2 separate regions of the Homo sapiens genome follow, and region 1 is linked to region 2. Evidence: chromatin loops called from intact Hi-C (ENCODE). Cell type or tissue: IMR-90. All regions are shown on one strand. Each heading gives the region's core, and the rest is flanking DNA. Links, peaks and the distances in the headings are about the cores only.

What was found. Hi-C counts contacts between places; a loop is a spot of excess contacts. Peaks named below come from ENCODE experiments on the same cell type or tissue, not always from the same donor. Only the 100,000 strongest peaks of a DNase experiment are listed, where the experiment ranks them.
Region 1: it touches region 2 in a loop (8-fold over the local background); 9 of 110 quality-filtered maps call a loop at or near these places.

Annotation. Positions count from the first base shown.
Region 1 is chr9:4,140,207-4,143,124 of GRCh38, forward strand. The region is part of intron 2 of GLIS3 (GLIS family zinc finger 3); the gene reads right to left. Among named protein-coding and RNA genes, the nearest start is that of GLIS3-AS2, 160 kb to the right of the region's middle. In IMR-90, for the core only: no CTCF peak of the experiment used is centred there; a DNase peak (open chromatin) is centred at 1,395; H3K27ac peaks cover 750 bases.
Region 2 is chr9:4,083,148-4,086,065 of GRCh38, forward strand. All of the region lies in intron 4 of GLIS3 (GLIS family zinc finger 3), which reads right to left. Among named protein-coding and RNA genes, the nearest start is that of GLIS3-AS1, 190 kb to the left of the region's middle. In IMR-90, for the core only: no CTCF peak of the experiment used is centred there; DNase peaks (open chromatin) are centred at 774 and 1,554; H3K4me3 peaks cover 574 bases; H3K27ac peaks cover 1,141 bases.

The DNA of each region.
Region 1 (2,918 bases), core at 282-2,781, 57 kb after region 2:
CCAGCTACTTGTGGGGCTAAGGTGGGAAAATTGCTTGAACCTGGGAGGTCAAGGCTGCAGTGAGCCAGGATGGCACCACGGCACTCCAGCCTGGGTGACAAAGTGAGACCCTGTCCCCAAAAAACAAAAACAAAACAGAACAAAAAAAGCCACCAGACTACCTTTGTTTTTCCCTAAGCAGTAATTTCCCATTACTGTCCAAAAAGACACATTCTCTATCATAAATTGTTTCTGCTCCATATTCTGCATGGGCTTGCAAGTCCAGATGGGATGCCCAGAAGCCTCAGACCCAGAGGGAAGGAAAATAGTAATGAAGATTACATTATTTTGCATTAAAATGAAGTCACCCCTATTTCCAAGAAATGGAAAGTACCCAGCTTCCTCCCAGAAGTCCCCCAGAGCTGCTCAACTATCTCATAGGCCAGATACCCTTTCCTCCTCTAGACTGTAATTGTTAACTCTGAGCTCCAAAGCCCATTCAGCAGCTCATGTTTATGGCAAGAAAATTCAGCGAGCTATTATTTGTATTTTGTGCTCCTTCGTCTCAAGAGAGGTTATTATAAAAGGGCCAAGAGTAGACACTGTTTGAATTTATCTTTTTTTTTTTTTGAGACGGAGTTTTGCTCTTATTGCCCAGATTGGAGTGCAGTGGCACAATCTCAGCTCACTGCAACCTCCGCCTCCTGGGTTCAAGCGATTCTCCTGCCTCAGCCTCCTGAGTAGCTGGGATTATCGGCGCGTGCCACCACGCTCAGCTAATTTTTTGTATTTTTAGTAGAGACGGGGTTTCATCATGTTGGACAGGCTGGTCTCGAACTCCTCACCTCAGGTGATCCACCCTCCTCGTCCTCCCAAAGTTCAGAGATTATAGGTGTGAGCCACCGTGCCTGGCCAAATTCATCCTCTCTCACAGTCTTGTGTAGAAATCTAAATTCACTGAGATTATTCCAGGTGCTCTGAAGGTGGCAGAGCCTTCTGAAAGAGGATAGTGCCTCTAGGAGGGAGACAGAAGGAGAGAGAGAGGTGGGATTGCCCAAAGTCTGGGAAGAACAACAGTTTGATGGTCCCTGAGTAGCAAGACAGCTCCCAAGGAAGGCAGTGGGGGTAAAAGGTATGGCTGCCTGGCCAAAATACAAAGGCCAGACCTTCGGGCCTGGGCTCCCAGCTCCAGCAAAACCTCCTGTGTCCAAGCAATGCACAGAGCAGCAGACTCCTAGAGGCTATGTGGGGCTTGGTCAAAGGGCATCTCAGCAGTAACCTGAAGAACCAAGAACACAGAAAAGCTCCTGGAATGTTCTGCTCTCTACAAACACCCTGGGATTCTGTGTCACCTTGGTAGTGTATCAGGCCACCCCAACTAGCAATAACTGAGATTAAATTTCCCACTAATGAGTAAGATGGAATCTTGGCATCTGATTTGTTGTGATTTAAAGGAAATAATTTAAACAACCATTTCTTGTATACATAAATTGGTAGAATAAGTCATACTACAGATTTGCTGAAAATTGGAGAGGTAGGAAGGCTGAAATATCTACCTTTTGGCTCAGAAAATTTGTCATTGTATAAAATCACATAACTTTAACTAAAATACCAAAATATAAAAATACAATTTTAACATCACAAATCTCAACACACAGGCAATCTGGCTGAGGCCTACATAATGTAATTCCCTTCTGTTTCTTTTATTTAATGCTATTTTTTAACTTATAAGAGAACTAGAGTAATGTAAGCATTTCTGTAAACATGATTGGAACATGAGTTAGTATCGAAGTAAATGTGACTTTCATCTCTGCACCTTGTAGATGCGAATCCAGACACGGTACCAGCAATAACTCCCAACTAATCATATCTGAAATTAGGTCAAAAAATGAGGAAGAACAGAGTAGGTGCTCACTTACAACCCAAATTCTTTCCCATCAAAATGAAAAAGCAACCATAATACATATTGATGCCAGTATGAAAAAATCTAAATTAAGAGTTGTGCTTATGTTCTCCCTAAAATAATACTATTTTAAAAGTAGCAGTATTTATCTGAATTTGAATGCTAAAGCTGAGAATAAACATGAAGAAAAAGTTAAATGTTAATCAAGTTGATAGCTTATTCCCTGAATAATATACAAAGTCTTAGAAGAGAGTAAATAACACATAATAAACAACATAAGATTCTATGGTTTTCAATGTTAATGAGAAGGAGAGAAACAAAATCCTTTCCTAATTATCAAAGAGTCAATTAAGTAGAGGCCTTAGCTTGGGGGTTAGAGTGCCTCCTCATTCAACTGTTCCAGGTGAATCAAATTATAAACTCTGCCAGGATGTGGTCTCCTGTGTTCTAAACATTCTGTAGCAAAACAAAAATAACAAAACTACAGGCAGAAATCTCACTTTGATCTTCTTATACAATGAGTGGAATACAAACCTTGAAACAAATCCAGTTTGAAATAAAATATTATAATAAATCCCCAAAAGTCATCGGGTAATATTAGCACCTTACAATGGGCAGAAAAATTATGAAGAGATCTCCAAAGTATTTCCAATAAGGAAGACTGTTAGACATTAATCTCAACAAGCTCATACTAACTCCAAATTCTCAAAATGGAATCAATACAATTTCCTTCCAAACCTAACCCATCTAAGTGTATGAAATTTTCACACTTAAGGATATGCATGTTTCAGAGAAATTTTGAGAAATCAAATTATGTTTTAAGGCTGAAAGATCAGTGAGGAAATAAATCACTTTGGCCAAATTTCACAGGTATCCGCTTCCCTTTCTTCTCTCTTATAGCTGTTGGGTACTAGTTAGCCAAACCTACTCTCTGACATACTCACCTTGCAAAATATCCAGAAAAAAAGAATAAAGATATGTGTCTTTTTTCAGCTTTTACTGGAGCATAAATGACAAGCAGAAACTGTGTAAATGT
Region 2 (2,918 bases), core at 206-2,705:
AGAACTCATGCCTGTGGTTTCATCCACAATTTGGTTCAAGTGGTGTGTGTGTTTATGTGTGTTTAATGAAAACACAGTTGTCTTGTGGACCCTCTTACTAGAATTTGGGCAGCAATAGAGCACAAAACATGTGCCACTACTCCTCATCATTGCACCAAAGCAGACATCACTAATCAATACCCTACTCTTTTCACTGAGCCTGGCAGTCCATAATCCTTACCACAGCCCTCTAGGTAGCTGCTACTAGATACATGGAATTTAAATACTAGGTGAAATGCAGCTCCCAGCCTTGAATTTGTCCTGTTACTAATGAATGTTTGAAGTGGAGAAGATGTTGCCATTTATGTTGTTCAATTCTCCCATTCTATGGGTAAAAATACCTGAGAAATTGAAACATTAATTTACTTTCCATAGGTCATACAGCCAATCTATAGGTAGGAACTTTTTAGTTAAAATCGGAGTTATTTTTTATGTTCCTTCTTGGTATGATTTATACCACTGAAGATGTGTATGACAATGTTTAAGAGTAAGTAATGAGGTCAAGAAAAATATCTCAGGTGTGTTTTATAAACCAAGCCAAAAACACAAGAAAAAATCCACTGCAGAAAGTGCAAGGAGAGCTATAAAAATTACCCTCTACCTTGAAATCTATGCAAGATGACCAGCTAAGCTTACAGTACTCTTGCCCTATGTACCATTTGCTTACATCAATAATTTCTGGTTTCACTTGCTACTTCATGCCAGAATAAAAGCCAACGCATGTAGAAATCATCTCTAGAGAAAGAAACTGCCTCTGTTTAACTACTCTGGGTTCATCACCATTTACACTATTGCAGATGACTTCCTGCCTCTCTCCAGGAGTTCAGATGGAGCTGCTCAAGGCTCTGTTACCATTCAGAGTCTGAGGCCAGGATTTTTAGAACAAAACACAGCAACTTTTCCAGGTCTGTTTTTAAAAAGCCCATTCTGTGTTTCTGGCTTGGTAGTATTAAAAAGACAGCAAGAACTCCTTTGGGAGGGGAGAAAAAGACTACGAAGCCCTCAAACCAACAGCAGAGTGATATGATGCCAGCAATGTGTAATCTCTCTCTCCTTCCTTCCTCTCTCTAACACACACACACACACACACACACACACACACACACACAAATTCCTAGCCTCCCCTTAAACTTAGAGGGGCCTGTGGGATATCTCTTATCTTGCGGTTCTCTACATTTGAAGAACCTTTGGTAGAAATGCATGCGCAAGGAGAGGAAAAAATAATGGCAAATTGCTAATGCTATCAAGCCAAGAGCCTCCAGCAGGTTCGCGTGGTGGAGAAGAAACAGCCACGGGAAAGGACTTCACACAAGGAGACGAGGAGGAGCAGCTGGGGAGGAGGTGGAAGTGGGTGACGGAGACATGGAGCCAGAAACAGAGCTGTGAGGAAGAAGGGGAAAAAAGGCTGAGCAGCCGAAGGATGGTGGTTAAAATAACTCGTGGTAACAGAGTGTTCTTTGTTACCACACACTGCTCTTTGTTATCACACATTACAGAAAGTTATAAACAACAGAAGCATGCCGTACAGTAAAGCTGCGCTTCAAGCTCCGAGCTCTGGTGACCTAACAAACTCCTTGGCTTCCTCCTCGTGTGGACTGACGCTGTTTCTAGAACACCACGTTAGGACTGTGGCCATTAATCTGTACATCTCAATCCATGCACAGGAATCTTCCAAAATGCTTGGCATTGTGTTCTTAAAGAAGCCTCTTGCATTCATATTGATGCAGGTCAAAAAGACGCAGATAAGGGTGACTCCATCCTAGATGAAAAGTGGCTATCAAGTTTTACAAACAACGCAATGCAAAAACTTTTGGGAGGAATAAAAAAAAGCACATAGAAAATGATCTTGTTAGTGTTTATACATAAAATTATATACTCAACAGAAACAACAAAACAGCTTGCAAATGAAGGAATGGATAAATAAAAAGCTCTCTCTCAATCTTGACTTGACTTCAGGTCAAGTAAAGCAATGGTCAGACACTAAGGAACACTCCTTGCTCAAACTCCCACCACTGTGCTTTTCTCTACTGTCATTCCGCCTTTATAATCAATCAGTTTGCCTCTATCACTGATGGCTTTTTTTTTTTAAATCTTTCCTCCATTTAAGCATTGATATTTTCTAAGGGTTCTTTTTTCTTCTCATTTCTTACTCTGCATTTTGAAGATGCTTTGTTTCTCTCCAGATTGCTGGTGTCTTCCTGTACCAGCAGAGCTCACCACTTCTCCTTCTGTAGTATCTCTCAGACCTCACTTTTCTTGATGGCCACTGCCACCCTCTCATTTTATCCTGTCCACGTGATAGCCAGAATTAAAATCCCCACTGATCTCTACACTGACCCTTTCTCCCCTGCCCATTCTATCCTTCTGAGAACCATCAAAATTATTGACATATTATAAATATTTGTCCCTGCCCAAATGTCATGTTGAAGTGTAATTCCCACTGTTGGAGGTGGGGCCTGGTGGGAGGTGACTAGCTTTATCACGGGGGCGGATTTCTCATGAATGGTTTAGCGCTATCCCCTCGGTGCTGTCCTCGCAATAGTCAGTGAATTCTCATGAGATCTGGTTGTTAAAAATGGTGGCACCCCACTCTCTCTCTTGCTCCTGCTTTTGCTAAGTGATGTTCATGTCGCCTGCTTCCCCTTCCGCCATGAGTAGAAACTTCCTGAGGCCTCCACAGAAGCACATGCCACTATGCTTCCTGTAAAGCCTGCAGAACTGTGAGCAAATTAAACCTCTTTTCTCATAAATTACCCAGTCCTGGGTATTTCTTTATAGCAACGCAAGAATGGCCTAATACAATTATCCTTCTAAAAGACAGCTATGTTAAAGTGCCTACCATGTGCACGTGCTTTTAACCATTTCTTTGTCCTTACACG